2 separate regions of the Homo sapiens genome follow, and region 2 is linked to region 1. Evidence: read pairs that join two places in POLR2A ChIA-PET (ENCODE). Cell type or tissue: endothelial cell of umbilical vein. All regions are shown on one strand. Each heading gives the region's core, and the rest is flanking DNA. Links, peaks and the distances in the headings are about the cores only.

Region 1 (15,691 bases), core at 4,387-12,386:
GTCAGGCTGGTCTTGAACTCCCGACCTCAGGTGGTCCGCCCGCCTTGGCCTCCCAAAGTGCTGGGATTGCAGGCATGAGCCACTGCACCTGGCCTGTTTTTTTTTAGATGGAGTCTTGCTCTGTTGCTCAGGCTGGAGTGCAGTGGCACAATCTCAGCTCATTGCAACCTCTGCCTCCTGGGTTCAAGCAATTCTCCTGCCTCAGCCTCCCAAGTAGCTGGGACTACAGGGATGCGCCACCATGCCTGGCTGATTTTTGTATTTTTAGTAGAGATGGGTTTCACCACGTTGGCCAGGCTGGTCTCGAACTCCTGACCTCAAGTGATACACCCACCTTGGCCTCCCAAAGTCCTGGGATTACAGGTGTGAGCCACCACTCCCAGCCAATAAAACTGTTAACAAAACAAAATAAGACAAAACAAAAAGCTTGTGCCACCATCATCCTAGGTTCATGAGTGACTATGAGTGAAGTCTCCTGACTACATACACTGGACATGCCCCATGAAAAAGAAATGAGCCTCTGCTGTTAGGCCACTGAGGTGAGAGGGTTGGCTGTTCTCACATCATGTAGCCCATCCTGATACACCTCAAACACATCCACGCTATCATAAGTTCATACCGAAAATGTGTCTAAGGCCAATTAACTTAAATCCTGGAAGGAAGCCAAAGGTGTGGTTCTGTCCCAAAGCCACTGTCCAAATCTTCAAACATAAGGAGATGGGGCAGAGGGAAGGGGAGGAATAGAATTATTTAAAGACTCTGCCTAGATCAGAATAATTCCTAGCCTGAAAAAAATTTATAACTCATAAGACAATGAACTAACCTTCCAAAAATATAAAAAACACCTTCAGAAATTGAGAAAAAACCAATAACCCAAGAGAAAAATCGAAGAACTGTCCACAGAAAACTATAAATGGTCCTTAAACATATGACAACATGATCAGCTCCTCTTCAGAAAAATACAAATTAAAACTATACTGAGATATTATTTACAAGTGTCAGGCTGGCAGAACTCCAAGCATTTGACTACACCTTGTGTTGACGAGTCAGTGGGGAATCAGGCATCAACACCGCCAGTGGGAGTGCAACATGGAACAAGCCCTGTAGAGGGCAACTGGGCAAAATCTGTCAAAATTACAACTGTGTTTCCTCTTTGACTCAGCAATGTGCCTGCGGGATGCCACCCTGCAGGACCACTGCAATGTGGGAAACGATGTGCACGTGAGACAACTGTCGCCGGCATGTCATGAAACAAGCTGGAAACAGCCAGGTGCCTTTCCTCAGGGGTGAGTATTCAAACAGGGACAACTTCACAGTGCAACACAGCTGAAAGAGAATGACAACCATTCTCCATGCACTGATATGGAAAAATCTCTACAATAAGTTAAAAAAAGCACAAGATGAAGAACAGTACACACAGAATGCTATCTTTCATTTACTGAAAAGGGAGAAATAATAATACACAATTTGTGTTTGCTGTACTTGCATTAAGAAAAACTAGAAGGGTATTCAAACTGCTACAGGTGGTTACCAGGGAGGAGGGAGGACAGAGATGAGATCAGGAGTGAGGGGCAAAATTTCTTAAAATATATTTTAATATATTTTCATTTTAGAAACGTGACTGTATTGCCTATTCAAAAGAGCATTTCATTAAAAAAAAAAAAAGTTCCATTCTCAAAAAAAAGAAAAAATACCAGAGCCACATCAAAGCCTTTGGCCAACAGGTCTCAGATGCCAGGGCCAAGAGCAGCCCAGGAGTGACCACCAGCCCAGGTCCACCTGTGTCCTTCCGCCACCAACCCGTGTAAGAGCCCATTACCAAGACCTGTGAAGCTGGAGGGCAGGGACCCTGCACCGTCCCGCGTCTGTCCCTTCCTTTCTGTGACTCTCTTCCAGGCCCCTCCAGCTTCACATTTGGAAGGCTATAAATGGCCTTTAATGCTTCCCCCACTGTCAATGCCCCCATCCAGCCTGCTATCCACTCAGTCTGGGTTTCCTTCCTCCTGGCCCTCTCCCATGGGCTGTCCAAAGCATCGTGCACAAATCCAGCACAGCCCTGTGTCCCTCCCATCATAAGGTAGCAGATTCAAGAAGGGAAGAACCAGAGCTCCTGGCATCCACTTGTGCAGCAAGTCCTTCCTCAGCTTCTGCTTTCCTGCTACCTGCCAGGCACTGGGCTGGTGCTGAAGGATGGAGGTCAACCTGACACAGTCCCTGTCTGCAGAGAGCTCCAGTGGCACAGTCCACAGGGAGTGTGGAAACATAATCCTACAGTGGAAGTCTAAAGGGCACAGGACAGCAGACTGGGCTTTTAGGCCAGCCATGGAGTGTGCAAGGGGGCAGACGAGGTGGGTATGCAACAGGCAAAGCACATTCCAAGCAAAATGAGGAAAAGCAAGTGAAGAAACGCCACAGGCCAAAGCAGTAAGGCAGAATACCCATGGTAAAGATAAAGAAGTCCGTCCCTTCCTCCGGGCATTTAGGAGCGAGGGGTCGCTCTCTCAAGGCCCATCTGCGAACAAAGTCCCATCCACCTTGCTCTAGGCACCCTTGGCCTTTTCCCTGGAACTAGGCAAGCCTGGCCTTCATTTAATCAGGGAACAGGGAGAGTGTAAAAGAGAAAAAAACAAAAACTGCAAGCAAAGATCAAAAGTTTTGACCCCTAAAGACCCAATACTCAGCCGGGCGCTGTGGCTCATGCCTGTAAACCCAGCACTTTGGGAGGCCGAGGCGGGCAGATCACAAGGTCAGGAGATTGAGACCATCCTGGCTAACACGGTGAAACCCCGTCTCTACTAAAAATACAAAAAGTTAGCCAGGCGTGGTGGCAGGCGCCTGTAGTGCCAGCTACTCAGGAGGCTGAGGCAGGAAAATGGTGTGAACCCGGGAGGTGGAGCTTGCAGTGAGCCGAGATCGTGCCACTGCACTCCAGCCTGGGTGACAGAATGAGACTCCATCTCAAAAAAAAAAAAAAAAAAAAAAGACCCAACACTCAAAAGATGCCAGATCAATAACCTACGACTCTCACATTTGACAAAAACAGCAGCAAAACCATGTTTCCCTATCACCAAAAGGAGAAACACCTGAAGCTAATGGATTCCAAATTGTATTTCCATAAGCCTTATAGGGCGGTTTTCAAAAAATCACAAATTTCCAAGACTTGATTCAGCAGCCGCTATGTTATATAATGAATTTTTTTCTTTGAAGGCAGATAATATTTGTTTCCCCATTCCAAATTATAAACTGATTTTTTCTTCCAAATGGAAAAAAGATTCCTTCACAGTAGCCTTTTAATTCTATCAAATGGATTTCTTAAATATCCACCAGTTGGTAATATGATGTGGCACACACATAGACTTCCAATGTGTATGGGCCACACACGTGGTGGGCCGTCGGCTAGACTCATTGACACAGCGGTCTCACCCCTGTGGCTGCACTCTTGTGGGAAGGCTGGGGTTGGCTCTGTGACCAGTCAGGTGGGCCTAACACCAGTGGGCAGGGAACCAGAGACCTTTCCCTGTGTGGGAACCCTGCTCACAGGGTCTCACAAACCGCGCTGTCCACACGCAGCATCGACGCCAAGGGCCCCCAGAAGGAAATTACTAGACACTGGCTAGACCCACAGCCTGGACTAGCTCTCTAGGTTAAATCACAGTTAGCTGCTGAGTCTCAGGCAAACACATTTCCTGAGGAATTGGCCTGTTTTCCCTTCTGAAAACTCCTGAAAAGAGAGGCAATAAACTGTGTGGAAAGAATATGCTGACACCCACTGCCAATTTCCCATTGTCAACCCAACCCAACCCAACGTCACCAAACGGAGAAGAATATGCTTAGAAACAACCAGATAGCTGCTGACAGGAATGCGACTCTCACCCAGGAAGGCAGAGTCTTAAAAGACAGAATCAAAGCACGCTGGCATTGGGAAGGACCTGGCGACCACTTAGTCCCACTCTCTCATTTATATCATAGATGGGGAGACTGAAGCCCAGAGAGCAGTAAGTGTTTCTGCCCCATTCTGGAAGCCTCTGAAGTGCACACAGGGCTAGCAGTTTTTGGTCCCATTGTCCAGCACTGAAATCATCTTCCTCACCAGACCAATTTTCTCCTCCACACTGTCTCAGCATCAGCATCAGCACCAGCACCAGCAGCCACCTGAGTCAGTGCTTATTCCTCTTCCCTCACCCACATCTAACTGGTTAACACGCCCTATAAGTCCAGCAAAGCCTCTCCCCTACTAGACAGCTCCCTCCTGGCCTCCCAAACCTCTGACGGGCTGCGGGACACCTACCACCTGGAACATGGGAGACTGGGACCAAAAGCTTCCTTGAATAGAAAACAAATCACAGGGGGCAGCTGACCTCTTCCCAGTATAGCCAGTCAAGGGAAAGCTCTGAGCCATCCCATGATGGCTACAGAGGTCATAAAGACCCCTGAGGACTAAACAAACACAATTTACCTAGAGAAAATAAACCGGGCTGGGTGTGGTGGCTCACACCTGTAATCCCAGCACTTTGGGAGGCCAAGGCGGGTGGATCACCTGAAGTCAAGAATTTGAGACCAGCCTGGTCAACATGCAAAAACCTGTCTCTACTAAAAATACAAAACATTAGCCAGGCATGGTGGCACATGCCTGTAGTCCCAGCTACTCGGGAGGTGGAGGCAGGAGAATCACTTGAACCCGGGAGGCGGCAGTTGCAGTGAGCCAAGATGGCACCATTGCATTCCAGCCTGGGTGACAGCAAGACCCCGTGTCAAAAAAAAAAAAAAGAGAGAGAGAGAGAGAAAATAAATCAAAATATTAACATTGATTACAGACCGAACTAGGACTTGACGTATAGGTCCTAAGGCTATAGGTCAAGTGCTAGTTTGGTCCATCCTACTTAGGCATACTTTCCGAATTTTCTCTGATGACCATTAAAACAGGCATTCCAAACAATCTCCATGGGACCTAGCACAAAAAAGAAACACAGCCTGCAAACACCATGTGGCATATATTCTGTTTTGGTAGACCTGACTTTTACACAGTCTTTGGAAACTACTGATTACCAGAGGGCAAAGGCAAAGAAGGGGGAAAAAGCAAGATTTTTGTTCAAAGACAAAATAGCTAAATGAAAATCTAGGGGGTTTTTTGGAGGGGGAAGGGAGAAATTAGGGTTTCATTTGCTTAAAGAAACATTTTTCTTCAAATGTTAAAATCTACCCAACACTTTGCAGTCAGATTACATAGTAATTTCTTGTGCGACTTGCTATTTTCTTCTACCAGTATTCTTTTAAATCAAGAAAGTCTGTGTTTTCTTTTGTAATTTCTTGTTTCTCTTTAAAGCAGGGACAGTGGGAATTTTTTTCTTTTTTAAAGCACAGGAAGGACCAGATTAGTTGCAAAGACCATGTTTTAAATGTTCTCTTTATTTGTCAAGTCTTCTCTGCAATCACATTATACAGCAAATAGGTATTAAGCACAAATCAGGCTCCAAGTGTGGGACTTGGGTCCTGAAAGGCCCAGAAGACCCTGTTACAAAGCTGTGCCACCATTAGACAGGCCCATGGACTTCACAGCTAAATTTTAAGTCACTCAGCTCCAGGAGCTGAGTCTCTCTCCTGTGGTTCTAGACAAGGAGAGGAGCCCCTCAGAGCTTTCCCACGGGGTGCCACCAGCCGAAAACCACTGGACGCTATATAATCCCCTTTACGAGGCTTCTCTGAGCTCATACCACTGGCCTTTGGTCCCTCTATCCTCCCAGACTCCATCCTTTTTGATTACTTATCCCTGCCTTGATGCTAAAAAGACATGAAATGGCCTAAAGCAGCAGTTCTCAAACCTGGCCACACATCCAAATTGTTAAGGAACTTTTTTTTTTTTTTTTTTTTTTTGAGACAGGGTCCTGCTATGTTGCCCAGACTGGCCTCAAACTTCTGGTCTCAAGCAATTCTCCCCTCTCAGCCTCCTGAGTAGCTGGGATAATGGGTGCAAGCCATCACGCCCAGCTTTTGGAGAATTTTGGAAACATTTTTGCTCAGGCCCCATCCCAGAACAATTACAACAGGAAGGACTGGGGCCAGGCGCGGTGGCTCATGCCTGTAATCCCAGCACTTTGGGAGGCCAAGGTGGGCAAATCACGAGGTCAGGAGATCGCGACCATCCTGGCTAACATGGTGAAACCCCGTCTCTACTAAAAATACAAAAAATTAGCCGGGCGTGGTGGCGGGCACCTGTAGTCCCAGCTACTCGGGAGGCTGAGGCAGGAGAATGGTATGAACCCAGGAGGCAGAGCTTGCAGTGAGCTGAGATCGCGCCCCTGCACTCCAGCCTGGGTAACAGACCAAGACTCCGTCTCAAAAAAAATAAATAAAAAATAAAAAACAGGAGGGATTGGGTTTGGTGACTCATGTCTGTAATACCAACACTTTGGGGGGCCGAGACAGAAGGATTGCTTAAAGCTAGGAGTTCAAGATCAGCCTGGGCAACAAAATGAGACCCTGTCTCTACAAATAAATAAATAATTAGCCACATGTGGTTGAATATGCCTGTAATCCCAACTACTCAGGAGGCTGAGGAGGGAAGACTGTTTGAGCCCAGGAGCTAGAGGCTACAGTGAGCTATGAGTGAGCCACCACACTCCAGCTGGGCAACAGAGCAAGACTCTTTGTCTCAAAAAAAATCAATCCAATCTATCAAACATAAGGGATGGGGGCCAAGCACTGGCACTTAAAAAAAAAAAAAAAAAAAAAACTCTCCCCAGAGGATGCTGATTAAGGTACAGTCAAAGTTGAGACTCACTGGGTTAAAGAAATCCAGAGAACACAAGAAAATAAATAAATAAATAAATAAATAAATAAATAAATAAATAAATAAAGTAAATGAAGAAACTCAAGCAATAAGGAAATAGGGGGTGGAGGAGTTGAGCCAGAAGGCCAGGTTAGAACCCAAAGTGCAGGTCACATTACAGCTAGGAAATGATGGCTCTGAACTGAGCTTCCTAGTGGCCAGAGAATTCACACTCTCCACAAGATAAAAAACAAACCAGATTCACTACAGAAGATTCTCCTTGTCCTGGGACCTGAGATAAATGCCTCCCTCACACCCTCCAAAAGAAGACATACAGCATGATGCGGCGGAGTATGCACCCCAACGCTGTGACCACATCCACCAAAGACGTGACACAGGCTACTTCTTACTGCATCTCTCAAAGCACAGTTCCACAGAAGTAGCCCTTGAGAAGGGTGCCCACCAGTCAGCACTTGGCCACTCATTAGAGGCTGCCCTCTAACTCCTAGCTGGAAACAAACTCTTAGCTGAAACCAATGCCCTGCACATGAAACACACCACCAAATCCACTTCACTTTCCACACTGACAACCATGCCATCACAACAATGCAAACGTAAGACAAAGGCACAGACTCTTTGCCTATGTCGCTGAGGTACATAAACAAAGACACAGACTTGGTATCCAGGAAAACAAGCTCCTTTGTCAATGACTCTCATGAAAACAGAAGTCTGTCCCTGTAACTCAGGAGTGGGGAAAAGTCCCAGAGGCTGTTGATCACCCACCTCCATTCCAGTGCTCAGAAAGGCCACTACTCATCCTCAAACCTCAAGACTAAGAAGGGTGGGGTTTGCCCATCAGACTACCAGTCTGTTAAGCAGGACTAATGGTCACCAGAAACAATCAGAAGAGGCCTCTAAGTCCCTTACATACTAACATTATATATAGTACAGTTTTCTGTTTTTGTTTTTGTTTTTGTTTTTTTTGAGACAGAGTCTCGCTCTGTCCCCCAAGATGGAGTGCGGTGGTGCGATCTTAGCTCACTGCAACCTCTGCCTCCTGGGTTCGAGGGATTCTCCTGCCTCAGCCTCCCGAGTAGCTGAGATTACAAGCATGCATCACCACGCCTGGCTAATTTTTGTATTTTTAGTAGAGACAGGTTTCACCATGTTGGCTAGGCTGGTCTGGAACTCCTGACCTCAAGTAATCCACCGGCCTTGGCCTCCCAAAGTGCTGGGATTACAGGCGTGAGCTCTGTTACATTTACTATACTTCAGTTATAAGTTCTCCTTCCTTCCTTTCCTTTCCTTTTTCCTTTCCTTCCTTTCCTTCCCTCCCTCCCTCCCTTCTTTCTTTTTTTCTTTCTTTCTCTTTCTCTCTCTCTCTCTTTCTTTTTAGACAGATTCTTGCTCTGTCGCCCAGGCTGGAGTACGGTGGCGTGATCATGGCTCACTGCTACCTCCGCCTCCTGGGTTCAAGTGATTCTCCTGCCTCAGCCTCCTGAGTAGCTGGGACCACAGATGTGCACCACCACACCTGGCTAATTTTGTATTTTCAGTAGAGACAGGGTTTTCACCATGTTGGCCAAGCTGGTCTCAAACTCCTGACCTCAAGTGATCCTGCCTCAGTCTCCCAAAGTGCTGGTATTACATGTATGAGCCACCACGACTGTTATAAGTTCTTTCAAAATGTGTTTATTGCAATAAATAGAGTCAAGAGCAGATCACTGTCTTGCCCTCTCACATGTGACATTTTCTTTTTGATCCAGGCAGCACATCACCATATTTCAAATTAAGCAATGACAAGTTAAATTAAAATGGCAACTATTGGCCAGGCACAGTGGCTCACACCTATAATCCCAACACTGTGGGAGGCTGAGGCAGGCGGATCACCTGAACCTAGAAGTTCGAGACCAGCCTGGGCAACACTGAAACATTGTCTCTACAAAAAATACAACAATTAGCCAGGCCTGTAGCCCCAGCTACTCAGGAGGCTGAGGTGGGAAGATCCCTTGAGCCCAGGAAGTCAAGGCTGCAGTGAGCCATGGTCACACCACTGCACTCCAGCCTGGGTGACAGAGTGAGACCCTGTATCAAAAAAAAAAAAAAAAAAAAAAGCAACTATTTACAATAGCCAAATGTGGAAACAACCCAAGTGTCCACCACTAAATAAATAAATTGTGGTATATCCATACAATGGAATATTATTTGGTCATAAAAAGGAATCAAGTTTGGATCCATGCTACAACATGGATGAACTTGGAAAACATACTAGGTGAAGGAAGCCAATACAAAAAGCCAGATATTGTATAACTGCATTTATATGAAATGTCCAGAATAGGCAAACCCCATAGAGACAGAAAGTAGGTTAACGGATACCAGGGGCTGGGGAAATTGAGGAGCAACTACCTAATGAGTATGGATTTTCTTTTGGAGTGATGAAAAAGTTCTGAAACTAGATAGTGGCACAACACTATAAATGTACCACATGCCACAGAATTGTTCACTTTTAAATCCTTAACATGGTGACTGGGTGTGGTGGCTCATGCCTATAACCCCAGCACTTTGGGAGGCCAACACAGGCAGGCAGATCTCTTGCACTCAGGAGTTCAAGACCAGTCTGGAGCAGGGAAACATGGTGAAACCCCATCTCTAAAAAAAATACAAAAAATTTGCCGGCGATGGTGACACGCACCTGTAGCCCCAGCTGCTCAGGAGGCTGAGGTGGGAGGATGGCTTGAGCCCAGGAGGCGGAGGTTGCGGTGAGCAGAGATCACACCACTGTACTCCAATCTGGGGCCAGAGCAAGACCCTATCTCAGTCAATCAATCAAGATTTTGTGTAAATATAATCATTATTCCACAATTTTAAAAAATCAGCTTCAAACACAGAAATATGAAAATCAGAATTAGGAAGGCTGGTGGTCAGTCTTCACTTAAAAATAAGTTTATAAAGAGTCCATTATCTGTTAGAGATATGTATTGAAGCATTTTCCAATAAAGTGAATACTGGGATTTGCTTTAAAATCATCTGAGGTAGGGGGAGCCTAGAATTAACTGTTAAAGCTAAGTGATGGGAGTTCACTAAATTATTCTATTTTTCTGTTTGAAATCCTCCATCATGAAATGTTTCATTTTGTTTTTAAGTAAGTTTCCAAAGATCTTTATCATTAATATACTCTGTAGATAAAATGACAGGCTGCCCTTAAGCTGTCAAACTCTGGTGGCTCAACCAGGTATGCTCCACACTGAGCCCAACAGTGTAGACTCACTCAATGCAGGCCCCTTCACAGAAGGCACACAAAAGGCCCCTCAGAAAACAATCAGAGCCCCAGTTCAGACCACCAGGCAGCAGTGCAGGGAGCTGTGCGGCCTAGTCTCTCTCACATTAGGTATCCCTAATGTGAAAATCCAAAATCCAAAATGTTCCAAAATCAGAAACTTCTTGAGCAGCAGCAACATGATACCACAAGTGGAAAACTCCACACCTGACTTCATGCAACGGGGTCACAATCAAAATGCAGTCAAATCTTTGTTTTGTACACAAACTTATTTAAAATATTATATAAAATTATCTTCAAGCTATGGGTGTAAGGTATACACAAAACATAAATGAATTTCACGTTTAGACTTGGGTTCCATCCCCAAGATATCTCATTATGCATATGCAAACACTGAAAAATCCAAAAAAGTCTACTATCTAAAAGATTTCTAGTCCCAAGCAGTTCAGACAAGGGATACTCAACCTGTATGATATCCAAGCTTCCAAGTTGCCTGCTCAACACTCAACTACCTGGCCGGGTGCAGTGGCTCACGCCTGTAATCCCAACACTTTGGGAAGCCAAGGTGGGCAGATCACCTGAGGTCAGCAGTTCAAAACCAGCCTGGCCAATATGGTGAAACCCTGTCTCTACTAAAAATACAAAAATTAGCCAGGAGTGGCGGCGTGCACCTCTAATCCCAGCTACTCAGGAGGCTGAGGCAAGAGGATCGCTTGAACCTGGGAGGCAGAGGTTGCAGTGAGCTGAGATTACACAACTGCACTTCTCAAAAAAAAAAAATTCAACTACAAGCTGGGGGTCCAGGCGATGTCTGCAAACTCAGGGATCTTCCACTGAAACGCTTTTAACAGAGCCCCACAAACAACCCCACCCAACACACAGTGCAAAGAGAGCTCACCTCCAGGCTTGGGAGCTGAAGGAAGCAAGATCCTGCCTCTCCAGATGCAGTAAGAAGCTGACACTGTGATTGCCTATCCATTTGTTTCCCCTATCCCTCTTCTAGAACTAGAGGTAGGGCAGGAGTCCCCATGGCATTCCCAATGTCTAGGAGAGTGCAAGGCACACAGATGTTCAACTACATGCTTGTTGTGTGATCCTGGTTTTTAATGGATATTGCTCTAAAGGTACACTATAAAGACTTGCTTTTCACAAACACCAATGCAAGACATAAAAGGGAAGGCATCAGAATGTACTAGTGTTGGGTGCCAGAAAAGGAGGGGACAAGAGACAAGGAATCATGGCACAAACAATCCCACCTAAAATAGCACCAGAGATGCTGCAGAATGTAGAGCCCTGGGTCAGAGAGAGAAGGGCACAGAGAGGAGGAGGGACAGTGTGTGCCAGGCAGAGGCAGAAGAGGCTTCAGGGAAAGGGTATAGAGGCAGTAAGTGAGGGGGGAGGTGCAGGGGGGCAAGTAGCAGGGTATGAACAGAAAGGTAGACAAACTCAGCCACCCTGCGTTGGGGATTCTGCCCTGACTGGACTCTGTGTAAGCCCCTGTGTCCCCAGAGCAGGGACCAGACAACCAGGGGAAATAAGCAGGCACCATGTGGAGGGTGGAAGTCTGTGGAGAACTGGCACCCGCAAGCCCCAACTAGAGATGGCGCCGACACTGGCTCTGACCCACTGTTACCAGGCAACAGTACAGGCCCCAGGCTGCCAAGTGTTCTGATTTGTCAATGAAGCTGCAAGACTAGGAGGCTATGTAAGATCTCCTGTTTTTAATATTGGCAACTATGACCAACAAATAGTGGCCTCCCAAAGATAACCACATCTTAACCTCAGAACCTGTGAATATGTTAGGTTTTGTGGCAAAGGAGAATTAAGGTAGCAGTTAGAATTTAAGTTTCTAGGCAGGGCATGGTGGTTCACGCCTGTAATCCCAGCACTTTGGGAGGCTGATACAGGCGGATCACTTGAGGTTAGGGGTTCGACACCAGCCTGGCCAACATGGTGAAACCCTATCTCTATTAAAAAATACAAAAATTAGCCAGGCATGGTCGCGCACACCTGTAATCCCAGCTACTCGGGAGGCTGAGGCAGGAGAATCCCTTGAACCAGGGAGGCGGAGGTTGCAGTGCGCCGAGATAGGCATCACTGCACTCCAGCCTAGGAGACAGAGAGAGGCTCCGTCTGAAAAAAAAAAAAAAATTCAGTTTCTAATCAGCTGACTTTAAAACATAGTATCCTGGATTATTCAGTGTGCCCAACGTAATCACAAGGATCCTTAAAAGTGGAAGTGGGAGGCAGAAGAGTCAGGGTCAGAGAGAAACCACGTGGGAAAGAGTGGAAAACCGCAGCTGGCTTTAAAGATGGAAGGAGCACGAGCCAAGGAACACAAAAGGCCTCAAGAAGTTGGAAAGGCAGAGAAAACGGGTTCCCCCCCAGAGCCTCCAGCAGGAACCAGCTCTAACTACACCATGACCCCAGCCCATTAAGACCTGTGTCGGACTTCCCGCCTATACAACTGCATTGTTTTAAGCCACTGCATTTGTGGCAATTTGTCACAGCAGCCATAGGAAACTGACAGAGCAACCAATTTCAATGTTTAGAAAGAGGCACAAACAAAACACATCTGTGAGCTCAATCCACCTAAGGACCACTTTTCTAGTCCAGACTGGGCAGAGTCAAGGGCAAGGACTATTTCCTGGGTGCCCAGCACGGAGCCTAGCACACAGCAGCTCTCTGACATTCACCCCAAGTTAACGCAAGGTCCCTTACCTTTACCACATGGTCATAAAATTATCCAGGGATTTCTGGAAAATAGAGCTGCTTAACTGAAAGGAGTTCTATTCCCAAGAGACTGTTTAATCACATAGACATTACCCAGAGGCCTTGGGAAACTGGCCTGGAGTAGAGGAGGGAACATCCATCTCACTGCAAACAGAAAAAAGTGAGGGCTCTTCAGGTCCTCTGGAAGAAACCTCCAACCTCTCCCTCCCAGCCACCCTCAGGGTGCCAGCTTGCTCACTGCAGCTCCAGATAACTTCGGTTGTTCTTCAACAGCAGAGGAACACTTCTCAAGTGGGCTCTTTTTAGCTCCCCACTTTCACCAGCACAGAGATGCTCTGATTAGAGGTGGGGTGGAAGGCCCACAGTCCTGCCCACTCACCGCCAAAAGGCTACGTGAAAACCACAGCCCATGAGTCAAACCTCACCAAGCTCGCCTGTCCTGCCTGGAGAGTCTGGTCAGCAGGCAGCTGGGCCTCTGCCACATGTCCAGCTCTTCCTCCTCTGCGCCCTCCTTGCTCAGCTCAGGCCTCTGCATAATGCAGCTCCCTCGGCCAGGGATCCTCTCATCTCTGTCCCTGAGAACTCCCACTTTTCCTTCAAGACTCGACTCACATACTATTTCCTCGAAGCCTTCTCTGGTTCCCAGGTTCCATTCTAGTGTCTGACACCACTTTCTAAACTTCCCTCCCCCAGCTATCTCCCAAAGCTAATATTACTTGTTACTGAGGCAAGAGCCACCATCTGCAGACCAAAAACTATTTTGAAATGTAAGAGGAACTTAAATTTTATTCACTCAGGCGTTCCCAGCCAACAGCACATAATACATATGTGCTCAATAAGCATTAAGTAAAGAATAAATGAAGTGGACTATAAACTCATTTTTTGACTGAAATACCATATATTACAATGACACTGTGACATGCATTAACTGTACCATGTAAAATCCCACTTCTAGACTTTGACTAATAAACTGAATCTATCTAAATTAGTAACTCCACATTACAACTATCTTTAATAAAATTAAAGAAATGTAATTTAAAATTTTACATGTACCATCTGCTGCAGTCATTACAATTTAGGGTGTGGGGAGGAACTTGGCTAGCAAGCTTGAGAGAACAGATAAGAACCTGCTGTGCCTGCTCTGTGGCTAAAATGCAGGTTGAAAGGAGGCTTGCCAAATAGGTGGATCACAGTCTCTTCTGCCCATCCCTTGTTTAAACTTTCTACTAAGCTGTCCTTCTTTATTTACCAAGGTAGCTTAGAGGCGTATTTCAGCCAGGGTGATCATTTCTGCCAGTTCCTCTCCAGCCCTGATTCCACCAGCCAATCCACAGTCATTCTACAATAGCTCAGGAACCCAGTCCCCGCACCACATTACTTCAAAGGCTTCTTCTGGCTTCAATTTTCCCCTTCCAATCCCTGACACTCCCAGAGGCTCCTCCAAGCACACAGCTCAGCTTCTCAACCCACACAGACTATGAGAATTAACTGGGGGCACTTCTAAAAATTACTGGCTCCCCCTTGATTGGTCTGGGGTAGGGCCCCATCATGGGCATTTTTCTAGCTTTCCAGGCCACATGATTTGCAGGCTCCCAGGGAGTCAAATCCAAACTTCCCAGCCAGCACTGAGGCCCCCTTTACTCCCTAAACACAACTCAACTCTGGCTTCTCTTCATTCTCCATCTCTAGAACTGCTATCTAGCCAGTCTCAGGAAGCCAGTCTGGGCCAGGCCCCCACCCACAGAGATTACTCCGCAGGGCCCCCTTCTCAAACACTTGAGGTGGCACCCACTCAAGACCTACCCTGCTCCCTACTACCCAGAAAACCAAACCCCAAGGCTGCTGTCTCATCAGAGCCAGTGGCCATCTGGCCACCTGGGAGCTCACTGCTCCCAGCAGGCATCCACCCGTCACCAGCTGCAGGAGCCAGCACACACTCAAGCACCTACCCCATCCCATCTCAAGCTTTAACTCCTGCTGTTCCTGAGATCCGAAATACCTTCCCATCTGCCTTCCACTTAGGGATACTGTTTCTTGTTCTTCAAGGTCCAGCTCAAATCCTACCTTCTCCTGATAGCTTCCCTGACTTCTAAATTTTTTCTCCATTCTTGACCCCCTGACAAAGAATCAAAATCATGGCTCAACAAACTGCTAGCTTCTGTCTCACAAATAGTAACTTTGTCTTCTCAATTAGATTAAGTTCTTGGTGGCATTTCATTTATAACCATTATTTGCCTCTAGATCACGTGTTCCATATTTTTCAGGTTGACACTGGCCTCAGTCATGAAACTGTCCTTGAAATGCCCATACTTCTACATCTCCCAGCTGCTTCTCATAAAGTGACATACAAATTCTTTCTCCAATCAGATGTTTCCCAAATTTTGTCATCCATAGTATAGTCATTATATCCCAGGACAGCTCTGAGTATCAAAAAGGCACACAGGGGGCTGGGCGCAGTGGCTCACGCCTGTAATCCCAGTACTTTGGGAAGCTGAGGTGGGCAGATCACGAGGTCAGGAGATCAAGACCATCCTGGCTAACACGGTGAAACCCCCTCTCTACCATAAATACAAAAAGAAATCAGCCAGGCGTGGTGGCGGGCGCCTGTAGTCCCAGCTACTTGGGAGGCTGAGACAGGAGAATGGCGTGAACCCGGGGGCGGAGCCTGCAGTGAGCTGAGATCGCGCCACTGCACTCCAGCCTGGGTGACAGAGCGAGACTCCGCTTCAAAAAAAAAAAAAAAAAAAGGCACACAGGGAGGACTTGCTTTCAGGGGGGAAAAAAAAAACAAAACAAAACAACTGCGTCCCTTTATTGCTAGGATATTTTTTTGGGGGGGGCGGAAGGGGCCTTTTAATACAACTTTTTGCTCACATTGATTTATTCACCTCAGAGTCTTAAAGAGTTCACAAAAC
Region 2 (11,837 bases), core at 3,838-11,837, 84 kb before region 1:
TGGAGGCTCCTTGCTCAGGCTGACACCTCGGTCATCCCCACCCCTCTCCCAGCCTCTCCCCACATCCTCCAGCGCTGGCCTAGGGCCTGCCCCAAACACTCTTGGCCACTGTATTCGTTTCCCACGGTGGCTGCTGCAACAAAACACACAAATGTGATAGCTGAAAACAGCAGAAATGTATGCTGAAGGCCAGAGTTCAAAATCCAGGTCACTGGGCCCAGAAAAGGCACCACAGGGCTGTGCTCCCTCCCAAGGCTCTAGGGGAGACTCTGTTTATTGCCCTTTCAGTTTCTGGTGGCCCCAGCCTTCCTTGGCTTGTGGCCTCATCACTCGAGTCCTGGCCTTTAGGGTCCACCTGGATAGTCGCCTCAAGATCCTTAGCCTAATCATATCTGTGCAAAGTGCACGTGACCCTGTTTCTCAATAAGGTCACGTGCACGGTTTCCCAGGACTAGGATCTGCTATCTTTGAGGGGCCGTCATTCAGCCTGCTGCCACCCCTCCAGTCTAGTCTTCACATAGCAAGAAAAACGGTGTTCCTAAAACACAACTGGGGCTGCACCCCTCCCCTGCTAGAACCTGTCTCTGTCAGAATGAACTTCAACCAGAATGCTGCCAGGCCGGTGGTCGGGCCCTGCCTACCTCATGGCCTCTGCCCACTTGCTTCCCATCTACCTCAGTTCCTGCAGTCTGAGGGGTCCTTCCTTGCCTCAGGTCCTTGCCTGGAATGCTCTCCCAGAACAGCCTGTCTTGTCTCCCCAACCCCAGCCAGCTAAGCAGACCACCCGGGTGGACCCCAGGAAAGAAATTCAGTGGGAACGGGAGCTCCATGTGAGCTCCGGGATGGGATCTGCTGGGCACAGTGGGGATGCTCCCAGGCCCCAGTCCTCATACATAGCCTCTTGTGAGGTGGGTGCTGTGAGAGTCTTGCTCTCCCAAAGGAGAAACTGAGGCGCAGGGGTTGTGGCTGCCCATCCCTTCCCCTTGGGGAGCGCCTGCTGGCTTTCACTCTCTGGCTCCCTCCTTGGGGTTGGGGGCTGGTGGGCAGTGCTCCCTGGCTGTGGTCTCCACAGGCCAACTCTGCGGCAGCTGAGAGCCCCTCCCTGGCCTGGGCCCCTCTGCAGCCGCCCCAGGTGAGCGCTGGTGCCCACCTCAGAGACGGAGAGGCCGCGGGGAGGGCGGTGCGTGGGCTTTTGGGTCGGCATGGTTGCCAGCGACCCTCGGGGCCGGGTGTGTCCGTGGGGGGACCTTGGGAGCTGTGGTACAGAGGAGGCGCGGCCGCGAGTCCCGGCGGGGCGAAGCCCGCGGCTGCTGGACCCACCCGGCCGGGAATAGTGCTCCTGGTTGTTTCCGGCTCGCGTGGGTGTGTCGGCGGCGGGGCCTGACACCCCCGGCCTCCTGGCCTCCCGCCTGGCCCAACTGGGGTCTGGGGCTGGGGAGGGCGCATGCTCAGCCTGGTGGCTGTGTGCCGCCCCTGGCAGGGCCTGCGGTGGGTGCCAAGATGGGAAGTGACATGTCCTGGACCCCACACTAGTGGGAGGTAAGGCTGAGGAGCCGTTCTGGCCCTTCTGCCCACCCCACAGACTCTCTGGGGTGGGACCCCCTTCCAGGGAGGCTGGAGGGTCACACTGTCCCCTCCCCTCCCCCACCTCAGCTGCTGTCACTTTTCTGGGATTTCTGGGGGTTCAGGTAGCACCCCCACCCCAGAATCTTCCTGAGCTCTCATTCCCAGTGAACCAAACCCATGGAAGCCAGAGATGGAAAAGCCTAACCGGCCAGCGGAGGCAGCGTGGCTGCAGAGCACATGAGGCCTGGCTAGGCTGTGTGACCTCGGCAAGGGACACCCCACGCTGGAGCCCAGCCACTGGGAAGGCTCTGCTTAGGGCCTGACTCCTGGTGGGGGTGGGGTGCGGTTGGAACAAGAGTGCTGGTTTCTGAACCGAGGAGAGCCCACATCCAGTGTCGTCCAAGACCAGGAATGCCCAGGTGGGGCCCTGCTCACCTGTGTTCTTCTGTGTTCCCAGCTGGTTCATGGGGCGGCGGCCCGAGTACACAGACCCCAAGGTGGTGGCTCAGGGTGAAGGCCGGGAAGGTAAAGCTCCCTCCCCTCTCTTACCCCCATCCCCCATACAGGTTACAGCCTGGGAGTGGGTGGGCCCAGGGTTGGGGTGAATGCCGGGGACCTGCCAGGCACATAGGAGCTAGCCCACAAATGTTCCCAGATGAGGGCCTGGTTGGAGCACAGAGGGTTTGTCATGTCTGCCTGTCCCGGCAGCCCCTTTACCTCCCAGTGAGGGGCTTGGGTCAGGCACTGTTGTCCCCATTTTACAGATGAGAACGCTGAGGCTGAGATTCCCAGATCAACCTGGGTCTCTCTCTGCCCCAGCCCAGCCTGGCTGATGCTGCCCTTCTGTCCCCAGTGACCCGTGTCCGTTCTCAGGGCTTTGTCACCCTCCTCTTCAACGTGGTGACCAAGGACATGAGGAAACTGGGCTATGACACTGGGCCTTCTGATACACAGGGTGTGTTGGGGCCCAGCCCACCCCAGAGCTTCCCCCAGTGAAGGCTCCACAGGCTGCACAGTCTCTGATAATGAAGGGCTGCCTTCCCGAAGTCAGCCGCTGCCCATCGGCCTGAGGGGCAGCCTGGTGGCCAGAGCTGGGGGCACACAGAATAGTTTTGTATAATAAAGTCTCATTTTCAGAGAGCCTAGGCCTGGGGCTGCCTTCTCTCCTGTTTAGCCCCTCCCCCACAGGAGCTGGGGGCTCTTGGGCCTTTCCTGGCCCCACCTCCAGGGCTCTCCCTGTCCCTACCCCTTGTGCCGTGGAAGCTGCCAGGAGACCAGACCGTGCAGCAGGATGGCATGTGGGATGGGAGCTTTGACATAACCAGGTTCTGCCACTCAAAGCTGTGTGGCCTTTTCTATACCGCAACACATTGTTCCTTGAACTAACTGGGCATGGCACCCTCCTTAGAGGCTTGGGGTTAAGTAGAATCACCCGTTCAGCCATGCTTCTGGCCACCAGCCTCCCTTGGCAAGGACAGAACCCTGTTATTGGGAGCTGGAATGGTGAGGTACCCCGGGGGATGGCAGACCCTCAGCCTGCCCACTCCCCTCTCTGCCCCCCTACCCACAGTCCAAGGATGGGGGCTGGAAACCTCTCAGAGGTGGGAGGCCGCTGGCTGGGGTCCAGCTTTCTGGCAGCCCCTTGGCAGGAGAGGAAGGTGAGCCCCCTGGCTCAACACCCTGACCTCTGAGGTTGTCCAGGCCCTTCTGGAAGCAGAGCCCCTTCAGCATTACTTTGGGAGGCCCTGACCCTGGGCCTCCCCACCTTCACAAGAACCCCTCGCACCTCACGAGGCAGCCCCAGGCCCTCTCTGCCCTGCCACTGAGCTTTCGGCAGACATGGTGCCCCAGCCTAGATACTGCCCTCAGCGGGATCCAAGAGAAACCACAGGCTCCTGGCAAACCCCCACCTCCCAGCCTCGCCCATGTTGCCCTGGACTGTCGTCATGGCACTTGCCCTGAGACCATCTGGGCCGACCCTCTTCTGCCTTTTATCTCACGAGCACTCCCGTGCCCTCCCCCCAACTCACTGTGCGTTCTGAAACTCATCGTCTGTTGTCAGCAAAATTCCTGTGATTCCATCTTCTCGGAATAGGAAGTTCCCTCTGCCTTCTGGCCTTACTGAAGCCCACTCAGTACCCTGCAGCCCTCTTAAGTGGAATCTTTTTCCTCCCACTCCCCATGTGCGGTGAGCCTAGAGCAGGGGTGTGTCCTTGCCTCTTCCTCAACCTCCTCACTTGGAACAGTCTGTCTTCACCTCTACCCCTCACAGCCAGGCAGGCATATCTCTTGTTACTGGTGAAGGCACTGCCTCCAAAGTCTGGATTGAGGCATCCCTCCCTCAGGCCAGGCCCTCCCTCATGTGGCGCTTCCCTGTGCTCTTCAAACCACCAGGCCCTCCAAGCTCCTGGCCCAGCCCCTTTTCGCCAACCATCAGCCCCTCTTTCCTTGCTTTCCTCCCAGCCCAGTTTAGAACTCTTGGTCATCTGCATGCACTTCCCATAGTGCCCTCCATCCTTCGTTTATGCTCACCTGGCAAGGTCTCCACCCTGGTGACAGCCAGCTGTTCCTTCGCCTGCCCTGCACCTGCCTGAGCCCCCAGAGCCACAACGGCTCGCGTTCCATCCATGGCCCAGGTCTGTGTTTCCCTAGACAACTCCCTCATGCATTCTCTGAGGAAACTTAACAGCCTTTGTCTCTTCAGGCCTCCAGCACCCTCCCTGCCAGCTTAGCTAAGGCGCTCCCTTCTGTTCCCACAACCACCCCACATTAGCTGCCTTCCTTACCCTACCTGAGGACATGCCTCAGGTGTGTGGGAGATACAGTGCTCTCAAGGGTCTTTCTTCTCCCCTTCTCCCTCCATCGTGAGTTTTCCTACACGGGCTCCTTCACGCCAGCCTCCACATGTGCCCCACGTGTCATGGGACGACACAGAGCAAAAGCCCAGCACCCTCAGCTGCTCCTGTCCTCTGCCCCATTTTATCACAGCTATCACAGCTCCCCGGAAAGCTGTCTTCTCTGTCCATGGCCTCACCTCACCCAGGGCACTGGCCTTGGTCCACATCAAGGGGACCTGAAGCTTCCCTGAAGCCTCTAGCCTGTGGTGTGCACGTACAAGCCTCAGGCCCCATTTGTCCAGCCTGTCAGCAGCTGGGAAATACTAAGTCACCCTCTTCTGGTTATGTTTAATTTTCCAATTTTTCTCAACATTACTGAAATGTCTAAATGTGGAAAAGTTGACATCATTTTACAGTGAACACCACATACCCACCACCTAGATTTTACCATTACCAATTTCCTGTTCCGTACTTGTATATTCACATATATCCAACTATTCATCCCTGCTTCAATCCATCCTATTTTTATTGCATTTCAAAATAAACTGTGAAATCAGGACTCCACCTTCTGTATATTTCAGCACACTTACCATTAACCAGAATCCAGTGTCTGGCTTTAGTGTGTTCTTTTGAGGGGACATTTACGTACAACAAAATGCGTAACTCTTTTTTTTTTTTTTTTTTTTTTTGAGACAGGGTCTTACTCTGTCGCCCAGGCTGGAATGCAGTGGCACGGTCCTGGCTGACTGCAACCTCTGCCTCCCGGGTTCAAGTGATTCTCCTGCCTCAGCCTCCCGAGTAGCTTAAAATTACAGGCACCTGCCACTGAAGCTGGCTAATTTTTGTATTTTTAGTAGAGACAGGGTTTCAGGGTTTCACCATGTTGGCCAGGCTGGTCTTGCACTCCGGACCGCAGGTGATCCGCCTGCACCAGCTTCCCAAAGTGTTGGGATTACAGGCATGAGCCACTGCGCCTGGCCAAGAATACTTTAAGAATGCACAACCAGGCCGGACATGGTGCTGACGCCTGTAATCCCAGCACTTTGGGAGGCTGATGCAGGCGGATCACCTGAGGTCAGGACTGTTAAGACCAGCCTGGCCAACATGGTGAAACCCCGTCTCTACTAAAAATACAAAAAGTTAGCCAGGCATGGTGGCGGGCGCCTGTAATCCCAGCTACTCGGGAGGCTGAGGCAGGAGAATCGCTTGAACCCGGGAGGTGGAGGTTGCAGTGAGCCAAGACTGTGCCACTGCACTCCAGCCGGGGCGACAGAGGGAGACTCCATCTCAAAAAAGAATGCACAACCCAGCCCCAAAGGCACAGAAATGTCACTGTCACTTCACAAAGCTCCTTGCATCCCTGCCCAGTCAAGGTAAGAGATGATGCAGTGAGATTTAAGAGGCTGAAGGCGCGAGTGCCCGGGAAGCCGGGGGGGGGGGGGGGTTGGGCATGTGGGACCCCCTCCATGAGGACAGTCGAGGCATACGGCCTGCAGGTCCACGCTTACTTGCTGTCCATGCTGTCGGTGTCACAAAGCTGCATGTTGACCAGCCTATCTCCCTTTTCTCCTGGCACACCAGAAGACTACATTTCCTAGGCCCCTTGTATCAAGGTGGGTCCATTTGGGTAGTTCTAGCCAAAGCAAAGTATGAAAAGGATCTTCACCACTGAGAGGTCTGACCCACTTCAGGGTCACACAAGCACTTCTCGTTCTTGTCCATGGCACCCTTTGAGGCACACATTGAAGAAAGCAGCATCATAAGGGAGGAGCCTGAGTCTGGGCACCCCAGCTTGCAGAGCACTGCCAGGAACATCTCCATTAGGCTTTTTGTGAGTGAGAAACACTCATAAGATACTGTGCTCAGCCAATGAGAGCTTGGGGTTATTTGATCCTGCATAGCCTATTCTATTGCAAATGATATGAAAATCAGGAGTGGGTTTCTGCTGTAGCCAAAAAACAGAAAAAACAAACTCTTGTTGGCTAAGCAGCTGCGTGGCAGGCAAAAAGAATACAGCTCATAAGCTGGACAGCAGGAGATCTATATTATGCAAGTACAAGACATTTGCTAAGACTCTCATGCTAACTTGGGAGGCAGGTTATGTGCCCCAGAGACAGCAGCTCTAGGGGAAAGGGACAGGCCAGATAGGATGTGCAGTGTGAGTTGGCTACTGTTGACTGCATTTTGGAATGCTATCACAGTAAGGAGGAAAGAACTGGCTAGTTTGCAAGCAGAAATGAAAGGCAACAATCTAAAAAAAATTAGCATCAAAAGGTTGCAAAAGACTTTCTCAAACTCTAATGAGAAAAGGTAAGATTCAAAATTGCTTTCAGCAATAAAGGCATAATAAAACTTCTCATCTGAACAAAATAACTTGGTCTTTTGGTAAATACGGAATTAAGGGGGTGGCTCTCCCATCATGATCCCAGATGGCCTCATGGTAGCTACCATTAAATTGAGAGAAGCATGGAGGTAAGGCAGCAAGGAAATAAGGCAGCTTATGTCTAGGAAAGAATTTTATGTGTGTGCTTGAGTTGTCCATTGCTGTGTAACAAATTACCCCAAAACTTTGTCACTTAAAACCACTATCATTTATCACTCATGATCCTACAGGGGACTGGGCTCAGCTGGGTGGCTATGCTACACTTGATTCTGGCTAGAGCTATTCCACTGAGCTGACCAAGATGATTACTCACATGGTGGGCTGTTGTCTGGGGCTCATGGGGGCTACTGACAGAACACCTCCGTTCTCCCCCATGTGGCCTCTCCATGTGTTTGAAGTTCTCATAGTACGACATGTGGGCTGCCAGCAGAACATGCCAAGAGGTCAAGCTCCATGTGCAGGCATTTATCAAGCCCCTCCTGCCATCATGGCACTGGCCCCATCTAGTCATATGGCCACGCCCATCAGGTGACGGAGACCACACTGGGAGACAAGGTCCATCAGGGGCCACCAAAGTAACACTCTGACCAAAATAATGCAGTTATTTGTACATGGAACTGATTAGAAGTACAAAGATTGCCACATTTTTGATGGAAGTGTGCAAAGTCCATGAGCCTGGACTGAAGCCTCTGGCTCACTCAAAACAGGTCCTGGCCTGGAACCATCCACCCACAGGCAGCAGGTGAGAAAGCTGAGCTTGGCCCAAGAGCTGCAGCCAAGGGAATACAAAAAAGGCCAGCTCCCCACCAGGGGGCAGAGCCCAGAGCAGGGCACCATCAGGTCCTTTCCCTCCTCACCGCAAGGCGACCTCAGTCTGTGCGGCAGCTTCCAGCACTGTGGGGCAGTCTCCCATTCTCTGCTCCTCCAAATGGAGCTGGACTGTGGGTACTGACCCCTGCCCTGCTTTGTTGTTATTGTTGGGGGAAGGGCACAGATCATAGGTCTTTCTAGTTTATAGGCTGTGTCTGCCTTGCTGGAGAAGGCTCTGTACTCCACAGAGCCCAGGACACAGGACCTTACTGTCTATGTTTGAGAAGAAGACTGAAATAACTCTCTGGGAGCCAGACAGTCCGCTGTGATAGAGACTGGCAATGTTAACCAAGCCCATTTCCCCACCTCCCACCCTCCACCACTAAGGAAGCCTGCACTTGCCCATCCCCACCCACCCCACATCTGGATGGGGGCCGAGGGCCTAATTCTGGCACTGGTGTGAGTGGCAGTGAGGCAATTCCAGGCCTGGCTGTAAGAAATCTATGCTTGACCCTTGTCCATTTTTCCCTTCATAGCCACCTTCAGGGCTGTCTGTCAAAGATAGCAGTGTTTCAAGATGAAAGCGGCTTGAGTCCCTGAGTCACTGACTTCTGTGAGAAACTTCCGCGGGAAGCCGCTGAGACCTGGAGATGTGTTACTGCAGCGTAACCAAGAGCATCCCACACACCCTTCTTTCTCTCCTGTCCCCTGCACTGAACGGGCACCCCCTGCCACCAGTCCCTAGCCTCCTAGCTCTGAGTCAAGCTTGTCTGCTTATCCTTGGGTGGACACCAGGAGCCAGGCACTTGCACAGAGAGCAGAGGGCTGCAGGGCAGTCCCAGACCTCCCTCCAGGCTCGTCTCAAGGCCTCTCCAACCCTTCCCATCAGGGTCTCCCAGCCGCCTCTGCCTCGGCCTTGCCTCTTCCCGTGACCAGAGCACCTCTTCCACCTCTGCTGCCTGGAGATGCACGTGTCCTCCCGCCGCTGCCCTCGTCTGGTTGGTGGCTCTGAGGCACAGGCCCTCTGTCGGTCAGCTGTTGCACAGCAAGCCACCTAAGAACCAGTGGCTCCAACAGGCCCTTCCTCTCAGGAACACGCAGTTGGCTGGGCAGCTCCACGCACTCCCTCCCTCTGTTGCCTCAGCTGACAGGCAGTGGCTTCCCAGAGCAGCTCTTCTGCAGCATGGACACAAGAGGAGGCAGAGCACAGGAAGCCTCTGGGGACCCGGCACACTGTCACTTCCACCTCATCCAAAGCAGCCTCCACCAGTGACAAGGCCGCATTAAGAGGGCGGACACAGAAGGGTAAAGGGCAGTGGCTAGCACTTCCCCCAGCACACCCGTGCAGGCCACCAGTCTCAGCACCTCACAAAAGGCACGCCTCCCACCCCCTTTCCCTGAGGTTCAGGGGCAACCAAATGCCCAGCTCACGCGGGCACTAGGACCAGGCTGGTGGCCTCAATAACTGCAGACCAAGCTCCACAAGAATCGGCTCCCTCATCTCCCACCTCTCCAGTGGCACAGGACTGATGAAGATGGGGTGGGAGAAGGACACAGCCAGAAACCGCATCATGGTACAAATGATAAATTATATTTATACAGTAAATAAGTATCAACAGTCAACACAAGTTCAAAACCAGCCACCGGCCTCTGGGACTGAGAAACAGCTGGGTGACTTCCTCCACCACGGTGCCCATCAGGAGGGAGCACGATGGCACAGGTGCAACATGCGTGGCAGTGGCCGGTGGCTTCATGATCAGTGCAGTGGGCAACAGGGACATGCACTCGGGATGGCCTGTGCCAGAAGATGGGGCAGGGGGCTGTCTTCTTGGGTCCCGGTGGCCCAGTGGCTGTCATGTTGGGGCCTCAAAGTCACATCATGAAAGACTCGTTACAAAAGAATCACTGACCCCAAGTAGTCGAGTCTAGTCTACTGACCTGTAAGGCTGGCCCAGGCCCTGCACCGTCTGAAGGAAAGCACCTTTCTGGGCAAGCATCCTGCCTCCCATCCCATTGCACCTCCCCACCCTTCCCCCGGCAGACGAGACCAGCCACCGGCTTACCCAAATGGCAGCGGGAGCCTAAGACCCAGCCGCAGGCCTGCAGTTCTGGCAGAAGGTGGCTGGTCAGGAACTCTAGACACGGCTCCTGGGACTGGAGAGGGCGGCCTCAGGAACAGCATGAGTGGGTGCAGTCCCCACTCAGAGCCTGCATGTCCCAGCAGCCCAGAGACCATTTAAGATCTCTCCTGTGCCGGTGCGAAGGGTAATCTTCTGGAACCAGAGAGGGGCTGGCAGGTGGTCAGCTGCCCTTAGAGCTAGAGGTGAGAAATTCCCATGGTGGAAAAAGGGCCAGAAACATCCACCAGGCAAGCTGCCCAGACACAGGATTGGGGGAATGTCCCCTCCCTGGGTAAAAGCAAGTCTTTTCTGGTCTTTAATGCACGACGTAATACTTTTACAGTGGTGGGTGAGGTGAGGACAGTAGGAGTTTGGAAGAGGGAGGTAATATTAGTGCATGTTTGTTAAAAATCCCTCCCAGGTGAATGACTTTTTTCTTCATCTCCAAAATACAAGAGAATTATTTTTAGGTCTCCAACTTAAAAATAATATCTGGAGTTAGCAGGTAGGTGGATCAGGGCCAGCCCTGGTCCCTTAGCCCCCCACCCCTGTCTTAGCCTAGGGACTGTTGCCCAGGGACCCGTGGGCACAGAAGCACCCCCCACCCCACGCCCTCGGGACAACTGCCATTTCCACATTATCCCCATCTTTAGCCTGAGCGTGGATTAAGACAGAGGAGATCACAGACACACAAGGTTAAAGATGTTTCTTCCATTTCAGATTTCCATTGTAAACAGAAGTCCTGTTAATCCCTGCATGCCTTTAATAAAAAAAAGGAATTAGTTGATAAAAATTGGTGAGTCACATTCATACATTAGATTTTTTTCTTTAACTTTCAGGATGTTGGTATATTCGTAAGAAAAATAGCCTCTCAGGATCTAGCCAAAAAGGCTGAAAGTCAATCAGTTTAGTAATTCACCAAAAACAGGAGCTAAAGAAAGGAAAAGGCAACTGGAGGCTAGGATTTTTTGTTGCTGTTGTTTTTTTTTTAAATAAACATCATCATCTATGTGTAATCAAATTCCCATATTTTCTTCCTATAAAGAATTTGCTTTAGTTTTTCAATAAGGCATTTTTTTGTCATCCAAACATCTCTTCCTTTTAAAATTTTCTTAGAGTTAAAACCATAAATAAGAGGATTTAAACCACTAAAATGACACGTGCCAACATCTTCATTCAGCCAGACCTGGTAAATTCTATCAAAACTAGACAGTTAAATAAGAACCACGTTATAAAAATATTAGCCAAAAAAAGACTATTAGATAATTCTGCAAACTCAAATATGAAACTGTACTAAACAAAATATGTGCAAAGGTACACAAGCATAGAGCCACGTTGGGGGTTATGCTCAGATTAGTTTTAAAGCTCGCTCTAGTGGATTTAATTCAAGAGTTGTCCACGGTGGTGGTGTTTACTTTGAACTCACACGAGTCAAAGAAAAATAAAATATGCACAACCACTTCCCCAAAAGGTGTCTTATGGAGCCGGTGCTTCATCGTGTCCACACCCAGGACTGCCTGGGGTGTCCCTAGGGCTGGGGGGTGGGGAGGACAAAGACAAGGCCACTGTCCCAAGTCCTGGGCCAGGCAACATCCTGGAGACCCTCGGGCTGAGGTTAGGGGCAAGGGCAACACTGATGACTCCACGTCCTCGTCCAAGGCCTCAGAGGAGCCCTGCCAGGACCTCAGTGCTTTGGAGGAGGTGGTGAGAGCAGGCCAGGCTGAGGGGCCTGCCTTGGAAGGCGAGGGTCTGAGGGTTGGGGCTGTAAAGACAGCCCTTTCATCAGGAAGCTGGAGCTGAAAAGCCCTAATACCCCTAATCCCCAAACTCTTGGATCCCGTCCCACAGACGAGAGTCCCTGCTCGGCATCCTCCAGCACAGGTGCTCTGGGTGGGTCCCAGGCCCAGGCACTAGAGAAGGAAAGGGTTGGTTGTGCCAGTGGCCTGGGCTGCTGATGGGGGTATACCCACACTGCCCACCATGTTCATCATTGCAGGGCCCAGTGGTGTCAGAGAGGAACCAGTGGCCCCCAGAGCTGGCTGTGGGGCCGCGGAGGTCATCGAGGCCACAGCCATGGACTCCACTCCTGGGCCAGGCCCAAAGGATGTGCTGGTCCCCAGG

Evidence for each region. ChIA-PET counts read pairs that join two places held together with the same protein. Peaks named below come from ENCODE experiments on the same cell type or tissue, not always from the same donor. Only the 100,000 strongest peaks of a DNase experiment are listed, where the experiment ranks them.
Region 2: POLR2A ChIA-PET joins it to region 1 with 10 read pairs; 6 of 35 experiments call an interaction of 5 or more read pairs at or near these places.

What each region holds. Positions count from the first base shown.
Region 1 is chr17:19,246,600-19,262,290 of GRCh38, reverse strand. All of the region lies in intron 1 of EPN2 (epsin 2), which reads right to left. Among named protein-coding and RNA genes, the nearest start is that of EPN2-IT1, 17 kb to the left of the region's middle. In endothelial cell of umbilical vein, for the core only: no CTCF peak of the experiment used is centred there; a DNase peak (open chromatin) is centred at 7,440; H3K27ac peaks cover 307 bases.
Region 2 is chr17:19,334,044-19,345,880 of GRCh38, reverse strand. It overlaps EPN2 (epsin 2), which reads right to left. Exons shown (of 11, transcript NM_014964.5): 11 at 9,166-11,837. The coding sequence ends at 11,627. It overlaps B9D1 (B9 domain containing 1), which reads left to right. Exons shown (of 7, transcript NM_015681.6): 6 at 2,024-2,091; 7 at 2,420-2,706. The coding sequence ends at 2,562. MIR1180 (microRNA 1180) reads left to right here and starts at 1,307; the gene lies at 1,307-1,375. RefSeq lists enhancers at 1-285, 3,962-4,529, 11,280-11,837 and silencers at 1-285, 7,680-7,889. In endothelial cell of umbilical vein, for the core only: a CTCF peak has its summit at 7,594 (motif pointing right); a DNase peak (open chromatin) is centred at 7,610.